Regions from separate parts of the Homo sapiens genome. Here region 2 is linked to region 1. A link is an interaction called in ENCODE POLR2A ChIA-PET data of the cell type or tissue named here. Cell type or tissue: MCF 10A. All regions are shown on one strand.

Region 1 (8,000 bases):
GGTAAGTGCCCAGCTTGGCATGACTTTCCTTTGTATTATAAATTACTATTAACCCCTAAAATGTGGCTTCTGTGAGGAGTTTTTGAGAGCATTCATTTGCTTGCCACTGTTCTATCTGTACATGTGAAGACTATTTTTTTTTTTTTGGGATGGACTTTCACTCTTGTTGCCCAGGCTGGAGGTCAAAGGCACAATCTTAGCTCACTACAACCTCTGCCTCCCAGGTTCAAGCCATTCTCCTGCCTCAACCTCCTGAGTAGCATGAGAGAGAGAGAGCCAAGCACTACACCCAGCTAATTTTTGTATTTTTAGTAGAGACAGGATTTCACAATGTTGGCCAGGCTGGTCTTGAACTCCTGACCTCAGGTGATCCACCCGCCTCGGCCTCCCAAAGTGTGGAATTACAGGCGTGATGTGAGCCACCGCGCCCAGCTGAAGACTATTTTCATTGTTAAAATTATTCTGCCTCTTCCTCTAAAGGCCGTCAGGAAGAATACTACAGACTTTAATCAAACGAACTTAACTGTAAACTTTAAGCCAGAGTCATGAATGAAACATGGTTCAGAAACTTCTTCGAATTTCTCATTCTACTTCTGTTGTCGCTGTTGTTACTTTTGTCAAGCTCAGGCCTTGGGCACATTTAGTATCTTGCAGTGTAAATGACACCTCTCATGCTGTGGCTAAATTATCTTCTTGTCACCCTATTTCTCCCCACACCTCCCCATTTCTATAGGGTTTCCAGGTTCTGAATAGCTATTTTGCAAAAAAACAAAACAAACAAACAAAAAAAACACTGTCTTCAGGGGGACTGTGATGAACGCTTAGATGCAAGAAGCAGCCTAAGTATTTGGCTTGTGCTTAACTTAACAATAGCTCCAACAGTTAGAGCCGCACATAGTTTATTGAAAGGGGCATATGTCCAAAAGTTAAAGAAGCATATGGTTTACAGAAAAAGGAAAAAAGACTTGCACTTGGAAGCAGCTTTGCTTGGATTATTTACCAACAAATGAAAGGCCCTTCATGCTGCCCAAGAGTATAATCCCTTCCCACTGGCTGGAAAGGAATGCTAAATGAGTCAATAAAGTCAGAATCATACAACACAGAGACATTCTCCCTTCCCAACTAAAGATGATTATCGAATTATAGCAAATTTAAGAAAGTTTTCTCTTTTTTTAATCAAGAACAAAACCAGACTACTTCTTAAAATGCACTATTAGGAATTGTAACTGTTCCTAAATGTGCCAGATATATTTCCATCCATGCGATATTAAAACTAACAAGCGTCTTTTCAATTTCTTTTAATGATGGGGTATGCAATAAAAATACAGCAGTGCTTCATTTAGCCAAAGGAGCTGGAGCAAAAAAGACCTAAATAAATAAATAATAAACGTGCATGGGCCACTTACCAAAACTAAAATCATTTCATTCAACCTTTTACAGGAGGTGCATGCAGTATTTTGAAAGCAAAAATTCTCATAACACAAACCTCCACTTAAAAATCACTGCCAAGGGCTGGAACCATGGCAGGATGTTATTTCTTTTTCAATTTATTTTTTAATGTTTGGGTATTAATGGCATCAACTGCCATGTAGTATAATAAGGCAGCACAGTGTAATAAAAGGAGTTAGAAAACCTAGCTCCCAGACTTGCTCCTAGCACTTAATCGGTATGTGACCCAGGGTACATTAAAATATATCAGGTTGTCAGCTGCCTCCTCTACCAAAGGCAGATAGTAAAACTTGCCCCTCTTACTTCATAGGGTATTGTGAGGGTTAAACATAATAGCATATGAAAGAGAGCTTTATAAACTGTGGCATTTATGAAAGCTAGGTACTATCACTAACCTGATAATCTGTGTGATAATGCAAAACAGGGTGGCAAGATAATTGAGCCCTGGGCCAGGCATTGGATTTCCAGGCCTTGGATGTCCAGGTTGAATATCCCTTATTCAAAATGCTTGAGACCAGAAGTCTTTCGGATTTGAAATTTTGTCAGATTTTGGAATATTTGCATATACATAATGAGATATCTTGGGGATAGGACCCAAGTCTAAACACAAAATTCATTTATGCTTCACATACACCTCATATCCATAGCCTTGGGGTCACGGCATACAATATTTCTAATAATTTTGTGTATGAAACAAAGTTTTGACAGCAGCCCCTCACATGAGATCAGGTGTAGAGTTTTCTACTTGTGGCATCACGTTGGTGCTCCCAAAGTTTCAGATTTGGAAGCATTTGGGATTCCAGATTTTCAGATCAGGGATGCCCAACCTATACTGCTAGAAATGTCTAATGTTAGGCAAGTCACAGAATTTCTTTGGGCTGCTGCTTCCCCTTATATAAAATGGGACATCTCCTATCAACTTCAGCCAACTTCTCATAGATGTCCTAGGAAAAAGGATGGTGCAGAAGAGAGCTCCGTAACCTCTAAGGCAACAGACCAGTGGACGCCTTCACCAAGCATCAGGATAGACAGCTTAGGAGGGAATAACTGCTGTTTTACAACCAGAAAAAAAGCTCCAAGTTAATAATCTATAATTAAAACTGGTCATCTCTTTTACCCACTTCTTCAACGTATCTCTGGTCAAGCCCCAAATCAACATTTACTAGACAAGTATGCTTAGTTCTTCAAATATCTGTTGAAAACATCAATCCCTTCTACTTGGTTTTCTACAGTGACTTGAGACACTTGAAATTTTCCCGAGGAATACATTTTGTTTCTCCATAAACAATATTTACTAAGAAAAATCAAGCAAATTATTTTAGGGTGATTACTGACAACCTGTATCCTCTGACTGCTTTTGTACAGCCTGTGAGCTCAAATATATCTCAAACTTTTTAATGGATGAAAAATAACCAAAAGAAGAATAATATTTCACAACAGGCAAAAATGATAGGAAATTTAAATTTCAAGGTCCATAAATAATGTTTTGTTGGAACACAGCCAGGCTCATTCATTTTCATGTTGTCTACAGCTGTTTTGGAGCCACAACAGCAGAGTTGAGTAGTGATAGAAACTAAATCGCCTGTTAAAATCTGAAAACATTTACTAGCTGGTCTTTTGCAGAAAAGTCGTGTTGTCCTCTGACCTACCTTGTCTCAGGATATGACAACAACACCCATTAGTAAAACTATGAAACACACCTAGGAAAAATATTCAAAAAATAAGGTAACTATCATCTCCACAGTATTTAATATGAATGCTTTGAAATCTTAAAATAACTATGAGGCAGACAGCAATATCATCCTACAGATGACGGAAATAGGCTTAGAGAAATTAACTTCTCCAAAGTCACAAAGTTAGTAAGTCAGGGATCAAATCAGTCTCCTATGATTCTGAACCTGACAATTATATGACCTAGTGTGGCACATACATTTGTTAATAGGGATGAAAGAGGCATATCCAAGAATAAAGTTTTGAGAGTTCCTCTTCCCACATAATTGGGAAACTCCTTGCTAGAGGCAGAAACAAATGTAGTCAGGATTCTGAGGGAGTGTTTCCACCTCTTGTGTCAAAAATTGGGTAATAGGGTTTAGAGCAGGCTGAGTCAACACAAACAATACAAACCAGCCCAGGTTGGTTCTTCACATTCAATTCATACAGACTCATCCATGTCAAGGGCTCCGTGTGTCCCAGCATGAACCCTGACCTTCTAAGGGGAGTAAAAACAGAATGGCTGCTGCCCTCAAGGCCCACATTACTGATTTTTCTAGATGAGAAACTACCTGAGAAGGGACGCAGAGGCTACAGGGTTAACACAGGGTAAGCAGTAATGTAAACATTAGGTAAAGGCCATGGAGAGGAAAGGCCTCTTCTTCAGGTTTTGACTGTGGGGGGATAGACCAGGCTTACCTTTGTAGAGGAGGTTTGAACAAGAATTGGTTTGGAAAGTCTCTAGTTCAAATTTTCAAAGAGGCTGCGATCTCAACCCAACCCCTCAGGGATAGATTCAACTGAACTTTACAGTCTCAATGACTACTCTGATACTCTAAAATGTTGCACCTTTGGTTTAAGTTGAGAACACATGTAATTTTTTCTGCATTTTTCTTTATTCTTTAATTCACATCTTGTTGACACAAATGGAAATGTACTTTTTTGGCAGAAAAACTTTAAGAGAAATAATAATAGATTTCGCACTGCACTGCTGCCAAGTCATTCAAAGAACTCTTCCATCCTAATCACATTGTCTGGGCCAGTTCTACGAAAGTTCCCAAGAAGAGTTGATGAAAACGGCAAACGAAAGACATAATCAAGGCTGTGTTACTGTGCCTGACAATTCTGTCAATTCTACTGAGTTCCTCTTATCTACTCTACTGCCTGTAGACAAAAATAAAAATCTTAGTATGGACCAGCTAGAAAACGAAACCACCCCTCCTATAAAATGAATGCACCTCAGAGCTCATTCAGCAGAATATTAGCAACCACTGCAACTTCAACCCCTGCTTTGTCACAAAGAAGCAGCTTCTCCTTGGCTCCCAAGTAGCTCGGCCTTACAAAGCTCTCTTGCCTAAAGGAAATTCATTTCTGTTTCCCTTTCTATGCATTACTGTCTCTGAAGTCCTGGGGAGGAGTGGTCCAGGGGAAGGAGGAATAAACACCTTTTTTTTTTTTTTTTTTTTTTTTTTTGTATTTTCAACCTATCTTCAAATCTACACGGCAAACTTGGAATTTCCTGTCAAATAACAACTATCCTCACAAACTAGATATCTTCCATCCAAACACTGATCTTTTGCAATACTGACCTCCTTCTGTAATATTCAGGTCACAGTCTTCCTTGCCAAAGGCCTCATAAATTACTCAGACTCAAACCAAGAGTTATCTATCTCTATACACCTGCCTTTCTTTGCCCCACATTAAACAGTACTCTTCTATCTCACCTCTGCTTGTCACACCCCTCCGGACACTGCCAAAGAATGCTCATCTCCATCAACAACAGGCCTCTGCTCTGTAGCTGCCTCTCTCTGATTTGCCTTTTCCCCAACTGCAGTTGTCTCTACCCTTTCACTCTGAGTCCTTGTTGAATTCAACGCTGCCTCTATCTAATGAACCATCTCTATTTTCTTTTCTTTTTTTTTTTTTGAGACAGAGTTTTACTCTTGTTGCCCAGGCTGGAGTGCAATGGTGCTATCTCGGCTCACTGCAACCTCCATCTCCTGGGTTCAAGCGATTCTCCTGCCTCAGCCTCCCGAGTAGCTGGAATTACAGGCGCCCGCCAGCACACCTGGCTAATTTTTTGTACTTTTAGTAGAGACAAGGTTTTACCATGTTGGTCAGGCTGGTCTTGAACTCCTGGCCTCAGGTGATCCACCCGCCTCAGCCTCCCAAAGTGCTGGGATTACAGGCGTGAACTACCGTGCCTGGCCATGTACCATCTCTATTTTTTACACATCACAACCACTGGGCACATCATAGATCTCATGACCCCAGTGTCTCTCTTTTTGACTTTGTCTGGCTTGCACTTGACCCCTAAAGTTTTCCACAATGTTTCTAAGGATTGTTCTTTGGCCAATTTAATGGCTTCCTTACTGTGCTGATGCTTCAGTCTTCCGGCCACTCTGTTCAAGTAATAATCTTTTGCTTACTTGTCTTTATCAATCTTTGAAATCTGAATGGTTTTAAAATATTACTTTCCAAGCCTATGCAATTTTTTTTTCCTTTTGTAATGGGTCTATCTGGATAGACTTGAAATTCATTGCTAGAAAAACACCAAAATGCATGCAAAAACACAGGTTCTAATTTAATGGCTGAGTAGAAAAAATAATCACTAGGACACATCCTGTCCATACCCCTGCAATATACGGACAAGCTTTGAAAGCTGGTGTTTTAATATAGTTGTATATTCCCGTGTTGAAATCTGTTTAAAGAATCTAAAGACCAGACATGGTGGCTCACACCTGTAATCCCAGCACTTTGGGAGGCTGGAGTGGGCAGACTGCTTGAGCCCAGGAATTCGAGAACAACTGGGCAACATGGTGAAACCCTATCTCTACACAACATGCAAAAATTAGCTGGGCATGGTGGCGCAGGCCTGTAGTCCCAACTTCTTGGGAGGCTGGGGTGGGAAGCTCCTTGAGCCTAAGAGGCAGAGGTTGCAGTAAGCCAAGATCATGCCACTGCACTCTAGCCTGAAAGACAGATAAAGACCTTGTCTAAAAAAAAATAAAAATAAAAATAAAAATAATTGCCGAGCACGGTGGCTCACGCCTGTAATCCCAGCACTTTGGGAGGCCGAGGCAGGCGGATCATGGGGTCAGGAGATCGAGACCATCCTGGCTAACACGGTGAAACCCCATCTCTACTAAAAATACAAACAATTAGCCGGGCGTGGTGGCCTGTGGCTGTAGTCCCAGCTATTCGGGAGGCTGAGGCAGGAGAATGGCATGAACTCAGGAGGTGGAGCTTGCAGTGAGCCGAGATCACGCCACTGCACTCCAGCCTGGGCAACAGAGCGAGACTATGTGTCAAATAAATAAATAAATAAATAAAAATTAAAAAAATCTAAAAGGGGGTTTTGGTTTTTTTTTTTGTAATGAAATCTTTCATTCTAGGAACAGTCTTAACATTGCAAGGGAAAGCAATAATGAAATGATCATAAAGGAAATGAGGCTTTTAAATCACTATTCATGGGCCAGGAGCAGCGACACGTGCCTGTAATTCCAGCACTTTGGGAGGCCAAGGCGGGTGGATCACTTGAGGTCAAGAGTTCTAGACCAGCCTGGCCAACATGGTGAAACCTCATATTTACTAAAAATACAAAAATTAGCCAGGCGTGGAGATTGCAGTGAGCCTGGGCAACAGAGTGAAACTGTGTCCAAAAAAAAAAAAAGAAAAAACAAATCACTATTGAGTAGGGTGCGCTCTCTGGTGGGTTATAGCAGATCTGTTACAAATCTTTGGCATTATAGTGTCCCTGCATCCCTACTATAGAAACCACAGAAACCAGCAAAAGTTCTGGTATAATACTTACCTATCCAATGTGAACTATCTTTCTACATGAAGGTTTTAAGAGTTCAAATAATATGCAAAAACATCAGGGTTTTCATGGGGCTGGGAGGATATTTTTAAAATACCCCCTTAGAAATACATATTCCTGAAGCCCAAGTATGGAAACATTTTTCCACATGGACACTTAAACATCAGAAAAGAAGTAACAAATTAGTTTAATTTCACTGATTGGGTCATGAAGACACAACTGTACCATACAATTTATCATGCCATTAAATCAAATAGACTGCTGGTGCATTTGGGGGTCTCATTCCCTACTTGTTCTGGGTTTAGGCCTTGTCTATAACTAGCTGCTAGTGATATCAAGTCTTGAACTTCTTTTGTACCTGCCTGAGCTGACCACAGAAAGAAACATCTAAAATGCCTCTTAAACGTGGGCAAGTCAATTTTGTAAAGTCACTGAGTATACTAATATTCTAAATAATTCAATCAAAAATGTAGAATCTAGTCTTGCAAACAAAGTTAAAACCATAAAACCATAGATGAAAATCCAAAACATTGGGAAACAGATGCTTGGCAAATCCAAAAATCGCATATATTAAATCTTAATGTCAAGAGTACAAAAGCCAACTTGTCACAGATTAGTGAAAATGGAAGCAAAGTTAAAAGTTACGGTGTTCCGTATGCTCCCCTTCCTAAAAATCTTCTAGAAGCACATGTCACTTCCAGGCTCACAAACCTTGCATGAAGCCCAGGTGTCTGCAAGACCAACTCCAAACTGCCCAGCCTGAATAGAGGCTCTGAGCATGAAGAACCATCCTCAGCCCCTTCTGTCCCATCTTCTGAGCCTGCTCAACTTTCCACCCAATGTCTACCAGAGCATTTCTTACCTTGTTTGGTAATTAGCTATTCACTTGTATGTCTCCATCACTAGACTATAAGATCCTTGAGGGCAGGCGCTGGAATTCAGTACTCTGCTATCTCTTATGTGCACACCATAGGCACTAGTGAAGTATTCTACAGGTGAATAAATAATTGAATGAATGTGG
Region 2 (8,000 bases), 530 kb after region 1:
ATATTAGGGTGATTTTGCCTTATTTTATTGCTCCCAATTCCTAGTTTTCAGTCTCGAAGTCACCCTGAGGTGGCCCACTTTCCTTCCTGCAGGCATGGTCTGCCTAGCTGCAGTCACAACGTCTGCAGAAAAGTCAGTTTTCATCAGAGACTGCTGGTCTCACCAGCAGAAGTAGAGGGAATCCCGGTCCTCACCCAGTCTCATTCCCAAACCTCTTGTGAGTGACCAGAAGGACTGGGGCTTACCAGCTCCCTGCTTTTTGCATCAGGAAGGCACCAAACTCCAAGTCCAGAGTAGACTCTGCCTTACAATCCAGGAGATATACCCAGAGAGAGGTTGCCATACCCACGGGGGTACTATACATACCATTACACATCAGCTGGAATGGACACAAGGAACTTAGTGCGGTTTTCTTCTCTGTTTTTGCCTTCCTGGTGTCCTCTCCTTTACCATATGGTGTGATCACCCTCTAGGGGTCAAATGCCTCTTCGCATCCACACGAACATTCAGACTCACTTCAAGCCAAGGAAAATCTCTAATGCTGTAGATGTTTACCTCTTCAGCCCTCTCACAGAGGGCAAAGAGGAAGCCTGTGGGAGGGCCACAGAGCAACACAGTGGCTGCTGGAAATATTTTCCTGACTCAAAAGAAGGCAACTTAACGAGTGCAGGAGTAACCCAAGCGCTCGCCTACTTTCCCGGACCCACTCCTGCTGTCCAGAGTCACTTTCAAATACACCTGGGGAAATGGGCTTTGTCATAGTCTCACCCTGCTCTCTGCTTCTACATCTGATAACCTCCTTCCTATTGCTCTTACTCCTTCCTTCATTCCTCACAAAGTTCAATACAAGAGAATAGGATGTAAGGTTTTTGGGGTAGCTGAGAGGAACTATAGCACCAGACAGGAAATAATTCCAAGTTCACTTCTGGGCATTACTAAAGAAAGAACCCAGGGGCCATCTGACACCATAGTGGAGTTCTTTCCTGGCCTGCCCTTCCCATCTCCCAGGATTTTCTCCTCTTCAAGAGATTCTCCTTCATACTGCAAATTGCCAAATTCTTATTATTCTCTTTTCCTATTTAAGGCCTACCCAAGTGGCCTTATTTTTGTAATTATCTTAAGGTATCTTCCTCACTAAAAGATGATTTTGCCTTCTTCCTAAGAAGATAGGTTCAAAGTAGCACCAGGCTTTTGAAATTCTTTCTCCCCATTCTGCCTTTCATATATGTCTGTGTGTGCATATGTGCACATATGTGTGTAAGTACATATATGTGTGTGTTGTTTTGTGTATGTACATGTATGAGCATGTGACTGTATGTGTGTATTTTGTATACATTTATGTATATGTGTGTATGTGTGTGTTGTGTGCATATTTGCATGTGTGTGCATGTGTATGTTATAGTCACCCAAACATGGTTTACTTTATCCTTGCTTTTGGAGAGGAAGTAATTCTAGTCAAATGAGTCCAAATTACTATTTTTAAATTTTATTTAACCATTTTAGTAACAAACAATGTCTTGTTAGTGTGTACACAATTTTCACATTGGCATGGAACTTTGTCATTTGCTGATTATTGGACTTTTTCCCAAACACTTGTTTTGACTTACACAACTCCCCGAAGAAAATAGCTCCCAGTAGCAGTTTGCTTCCCTGAGGACCTAAAACTGGGCTCTGAATCTTTGACAGCAACTCACAATGTGGTTCTCAGAGATACAGAAGATCAGATGACTTCTTTAAGCTTTTCTCCCAAAGTGTGCACCACGAAGAGGTGGATCCAGTCCCCACTGACCGAGGCCACCCCACATGGAGCCCTCCTTGATGCTGAGTTAGAATGGTCTTCGCTTCACTCTCTTGTACGCAGGAAGCAGCTACAGTAGCGCCATGTCTTTGTTCCCTCCAGAAGCCGATTAACCCTTTGGGTAAAATATAAATTTTCTGACCTAGCTGCAGTTTCTTATTTCCTAGTCTCCCCTTCAGCACCAGACATAGGAAGCATGAAAGCTTAGCATCAGCGTGGAAAATATGACTCAAATGCAACACTTGCTCATTCCAGACGGCAACATGTTCCCTAAATGTAAAGCAAACTGTAACAGGAAACCTGATTTTCATTACAAGAGAGGAGTCTGTGTGTAGCTAAAAAGAATCTGACCAGAAAGGAATCAGTCAGTAATTCTACAGGCTCAAGAACCAAATGATCCTGTAGCAAAGAAGAAATGTGAATCAGAGAGAGAACTAAGCCCTGGCATTCATGTGTCAAGGCTCCCGATGGTGCTGAAATCTCAGAACATTTATTATCTTCCTTATGTCAGCGCTTCCTCTCAGTGCCGGCTCCTTGCCCCGTTTGCTCACTGCATACACCTGGAAGGCAGGTGAGCTTTGTCCGTGGTCCTCTCAGCTCAGTTTTTAGTCTCTTCTTTCCCCAGCCTTCTCTGCTCAAGAGACCATAACCATGGTGCCCCAGTGGTCTCCAGCAAGGTGTGCGTTTTCCCAGTGACTGGCATCAAGTGCAACAGGCGTCAAGTAGTTGGGGGATGCTGGAATGAATGGATCTCCTTCCTCGTCTGACTCACAAGAGAGCTACTCTCTTGCCTTCACCTATGTAGCCCAGCTCTCAACCCAATGAACAAATCTACACAGAGATGTTCATCAATAAAGAGCAGCTTAATGAGTTACCAGCTCAACCATAATCACAGAAGCAATGCCTTCACTCAATAAAGGAAACTGTAATTGTGACAGCAAGAGACACAAACTCCCCAGAAATAAAACGTAACAGGACCATTCCTATTTACTTCTAATGGATAGTCCTGATCTATCGCATAGAACATTTCCCTTCCAAATTTTAAATAATTAGTGAATAATAAACTCTGACATAATTTTGAGATAAAAAAACACACAATCACAATCCACTGGAAGATCTGGCTCCTTTCTCTAAATTTTGAGCTGGGTGGCTTTATTACATTTTTGTGTAAGAGTCCATCCTGAGTTCTATTCAGCCAGGATCCCTGTGCTGATCCATGGTGGTTTAGAGTCAGTCTGCCCCTTCCCTCCCAGCCCAACTCCCTGGAGTGACTGAAACTGAGAATTAGGCTTCCAAACTTCCTCACAGCTCCACAGATGTGGACTGAGTAAGAGGTTGTCCTGGGACCGCACTCAAAGTTTTGGAGCGGATCTGGCCTCAGGCCCCAGCCTGGGTTCGCACACTCCTCAGATGTCCCTGCATGCGTAGCCTAGGAGTCACAGCCAGGAGCTTCAGCCTCCAGGTGTGATTCCCGGGGAACCACAGAATCTTGGCTAACTGCCTCTAGTTGGCCTCCAAGCTTCAAGCATGCCCCACTTCAACCTAGAACACTCTTCTCTAGCCTCCTCAGAAGACCAACTGACTCCTATTTATTTATCCTCCCATTTCCAGTGTGTCCTCTGGACTTATCATGATCTGCGATGCCTGATAAATTCCTTTATATGGCATTCATCGCATTTGTAACAATTTGCCTAGAGCCTATGTCCCCTGTAAAACTATATTACCATGAGGAGCTAGCTCAGAACCAGACTTTGGTAAGATACTTGCAAATACCTGTTGAATTAATGATAGAACTCACCCAACCACCATACCTAAAGTGAAAGGTGACTATGTCCTTTCAGGCTTTATCTGAATCATGGTGATTGCATTAAACTTGAATAGAAAAATTATAACTTGGGAAAGTGACCAAAGAAGAAGGGGAAAACCTAGTTACAATATACCCAAGAAACATTATAAAATACTGGGACAAACACAGGCTCTGAAGGCATGTCACTATGGGTCAAGGTCCAAACCTGTCTCACATGAGCTATGTGAGTCTAGTAAAATCATGTAAACTTGTTGTGCTGCATTTTCATTTGTAAAATGAGGATAAGACTACTACGGAACTGATGGAACCACCATGAAAATTATGTAAAGTAACACACACACATAGAACACAATTAAGAAATAGCATATTGTCCTCATCATTCAAAGCAGGGTCACTACCTTCATCAAAGACACTGCTCTGACAGTGAGGCCAGATCCCCACCATCACCATAGTGGGCCATCTCCTCTCCTAACCTCCCCTCTCATATTTCACAGGCTGGGAGCAAGACCAATTTTGGGGAAAATGCTGTATTATGAAGTGATATAAGGTGCTAAAATGTTTAGAAAAGTTTTTGGTCACACATTATACATGTTCTCCACCTAATTCAAGTTTGGTAAACTTTGCCATAACACTCTTGGCCATGTATAAGAATTAAAAAAAAAAAAAGTCAGTAATGATTAAACTCAAACCAGAACTGGACTCACTGGTTTGCCTTGCCAGGTCCCTTCATTGAGGAAGATGCCTGTAACAAACTGTAGAGCCAGGATAGCAAAGTCCTAGGATTCAGCACTCGGGCTTAGTACCAGGACCCAATCCGAATTCTGCAAACAGCGTCATGATATTCCCTGGGATGAATAAGGACCCCAGGGCTCTGCCTCTGTCAATTGAACTGAAAAGAAAGTTCTAGGGAAGAATGAGCTGTCATGAATCTAAGCAGCCATTGGCTCTTGGCACTTGTGCTGGAAACAGAAGTTGGCTCTAAGTCAAAGCTATAAAAGGGGTTGTGTGTGGAATACGTGTAGCTAAGCAGCTGCTGACATTGCAGAGTTCTACATAAAATCCCCAGGTCGGTTTCAGACATTACAACTAGGAGATCTCTTTATAGCCTTCACCGGCAATTTCAGTCAGGTTTCCTTAGGGGAATAGAAGATGCCAGGTTGAAACAGCTACATGTTCCAAGCCTGCAAGTCCTCATGTCCTTCATTCCATATTTCTCCCAAATAAAAAGATGTGAGTGTGGTAGGGCACAGAGAGAGAAGCAGGACAAACCCCAAGCCTGCTTAGATGGAGGAGAGAGGATTGAAAGTTGGAGCAGGACACTGGAATTAAATATAATGGTGAGTGACATGGCCTGGAGTTAGTGAATTATTTGGACAAAGCATTTGTTATTTTAACAAATCAGAGAAAGGCCGGGCGCAGTGGCTCATGCCTTTAATCCCAGCACTTTGGGAGGCCCAGGCAGGTGGATCTCTGAAGGCCAGGAGTTCAAGACCAGCCTGGCCAATATAGCAAAACCCTGTCTCTACTGAAAATACAAAAATTAGCCTGGCATGGTGGTGCACACCTGTAATCCCAACTACTTGGGAGGCTGAGGCAGGAGAATCACTTGAACCTGGGAGGCAGAGTTTGCAGTGAGTGGAGATTGTGCCATTGCACTCGAGCCTGGGCAACAGAATGAGCCTCCATCAAAAAAAAAAAAAAAAAAATCAGAGACAGCATAGTAATTTTCCAGCTAACCTACTTTTGATCAGTTTAAAGAGGTGGAGGTATCATGAATCTCAACAATCTTCCTCAGCCAACCTTTTGCACCTCTCCCATCGTGCCTTTCACTAAAGCTGCTGTGCTAGCATTGTGTCTCCTTTCTACTTCCCTGCCAGAGAAGTTCGTGAGTAGTAAAAATGACTTAAGGGCATGTAGCAGAAGGGAGGCGAAGGGAGGAGGAGGAGGAACCAAGGCCCTAGATAATCTTTAAATTGTATGATCGAGTTCCAGAAATTTGACTTCATCTGTGTTAAGGAGTTTTTAATAAAATAAATCTTATAATCAAAGAATGTTAGAGCTGGAAGAGACCTTTATAGAGATCCTTAGAACCCTATCTATTTAAGGGTATAGATAAGGCCACATTTATCCCAGAATAAAGGACTGATAAGAATGTTTCAGAAAATAAATTTTGGAGGTTGGATAGTCATTTATGCAACTGACAAGATGCTCAGTATGTTTGCAGCAAGGAATGAAGAGGCATTAGGTTCAAGAAAGAGAAAGTAATGTTTTGAAGAATTACTGAAAGGCAATGCAGGAACAAGACTAGATAATGTTCAGAGTTGGTCTTTGTCACTAGAGGAGAGTAACATTTATTGGAAGCCTACTATGCGGCATGTGTTTTCCCATGCCCTATCTCCTTTAATCCCCATCATAGACCCTTCTGATCATATGCTAGTGGCACCTGCCAAGACTGCAGAGAGTGAGAGGGTACCAGGGAAGACTATGGAATAAGCAGGGCCCATATTGGCTCTTGAATGAGGAGCAGTGAGCTCAGCAACATGGCAGGGAAGAAGAGATGTGCTCTTGAGGCCAAGACAGCAGGGTGAGTTAAGTCTCTGAAACCAGAGGGAGCATGGCATGGGGAAGGTCTGGTGGGAGCTTTGAGAGGGAGAAAATGAATGCATTGAGGAGCAGGCAGGAGCCAGACTGAAAAGGGTGAAGTAAGTCATGCAAGGATGTGTCACCTTCAACTTGAAGGACACGGGAATAGCTGAAATAATTCAAGGAGGAAGGATGAGAAGAGAAATGATCATTTTTATCTCTAGAAAAATTGTTCCTGCTCTAGTTGGAAAGACTACAAGATTGGAGTCAGAGAGATCAGAGAAGAGGTTTCCAGGAGGGAAATGATAAAGTAAGTGAAGAATTTGCTTTCCTCTGTTCACTCTAGAACATTTCCAAAGTGTGGGTGACAGGCCTTGTGATAGTAAGAAAGAGGTTAAATATTTTGAACAGTATGCGGAAGAAACAGGAGAAAGATTGCAGAGTTTGTAGAAGAAAAAGAATAATTTCTGCAAGAAAGGGAGAGACTATAGATTAAGGTAGGTCTAAGAGGAGCCATCACTGCTTCAGCCCACAGCTGCTGTTCCCAGGAGGGGCTGCAGGATGACACGTCACAAGCAAAGAGCCACAAGACAGAGCTTGGAAAGGTCCATTGTTTTTGTCATTTTTACTCTGGCCAATCATATCTAAAAGACCATTATACAGGCAGTTATCTGAACAAACAGGAGCCTTTTATTAGCAGTTGGGAAACTTAACAAGAAAAGTAGAGGCAGATTTAATTCCCAAGGACTTCAGTTGGGCAATCAGAAATTCAACTGTGATGAGATAAAGTATTTAATCAATTGTCTTTCTGGTTCAGAATAGGAAACTGGGTCTTAGAGTGAGCAAGTGACTGGCTCGATGGCATCTATATAGTGAGTGGTGGGGTTGGGATTCAAACCCACACTCGTTTTATTTCAAAGTCACTAAACTGTAGTGCCTCCATGACATAAAAACTCTTGTGATAATTTATATACTTTGGCAACATATTATAAAAGTATTTCTAAGAGGACTCCATACACAATTGTTTTAAATGTTGAAGGGCTAGGTCTGTTGAGTTGTTTCATTAGATAGGTGGTTCTGATGTGTTTCCTGGATAGTTCCAAACTGGAGGAGAAATCCTAGATCCACAATAACAATGAAAATAGCATTTCTCTAATTTTAGCTGCCCCACACTCTGTTATTGAGGACTTCCAGCCACTTAGTGAAGCAGCACTTTCAGTTCTAATTGAAGTCTCCTCTTCCCAGTTGGCAGAAACTTGTAGAAGTGACAGATAGCATACAAGCCTCAGAAGTGTACCTTCTCCGAATGCTGATACCTTGTCTTTGGACTGCCTTAGTACCTAGGGTCTTTTCTAAAAGTCTTGCTTTCTTGATGGCTGTCTGTGTCAATGCAAATAGAACCATGGCAGGCCTTCCTCACATTCCCTCCAGAGGTGCCTGGACATTTCAAATTGTGGAACTCAAGCTTCTGCCCTCATGGCATAGGTTAACATTCATCCACAGGCAATGATCAAGGTAGTCAATTACTACATGTGTTTGGTTGTTTTTAATAGACCTATTTATAATCCATAAGGAGATCCAGCTTGATAATATAATCAATTATAATAGATCCTTGGAAGTATATTTGATTATCAGAAAATAGCAAGCATAATTTTTCTATATGGCTCAAACTGACACAAAAGACGGATCCTAGAGAAGTTTGGGGAATTGGTATGGTCACAGGAACATGTGTACAGACGTTCAGGCCTATTTCTTTGGCAGATAGCATTTATCCAGAGGTTTAGTTTTGTTCTAAAGTTAATCTCGCTGCTG

Evidence for each region. ChIA-PET counts read pairs that join two places held together with the same protein. Peaks named below come from ENCODE experiments on the same cell type or tissue, not always from the same donor. Only the 100,000 strongest peaks of a DNase experiment are listed, where the experiment ranks them.
Region 2: POLR2A ChIA-PET joins it to region 1 with 5 read pairs; 2 of 35 experiments call an interaction of 5 or more read pairs at or near these places.

The regions. Positions count from the first base shown.
Region 1 is chr7:42,158,361-42,166,360 of GRCh38, forward strand. All of the region lies in intron 2 of GLI3 (GLI family zinc finger 3), which reads right to left. Among named protein-coding and RNA genes, the nearest start is that of GLI3, 75 kb to the right of the region's middle. In MCF 10A, no CTCF peak of the experiment used is centred here; a DNase peak (open chromatin) is centred at 3,551.
Region 2 is chr7:42,690,768-42,698,767 of GRCh38, forward strand. All of the region lies in intron 1 of LINC01448 (long intergenic non-protein coding RNA 1448), which reads right to left. Among named protein-coding and RNA genes, the nearest start is that of LINC01448, 12 kb to the right of the region's middle. In MCF 10A, a CTCF peak has its summit at 471 (motif pointing left); a DNase peak (open chromatin) is centred at 454.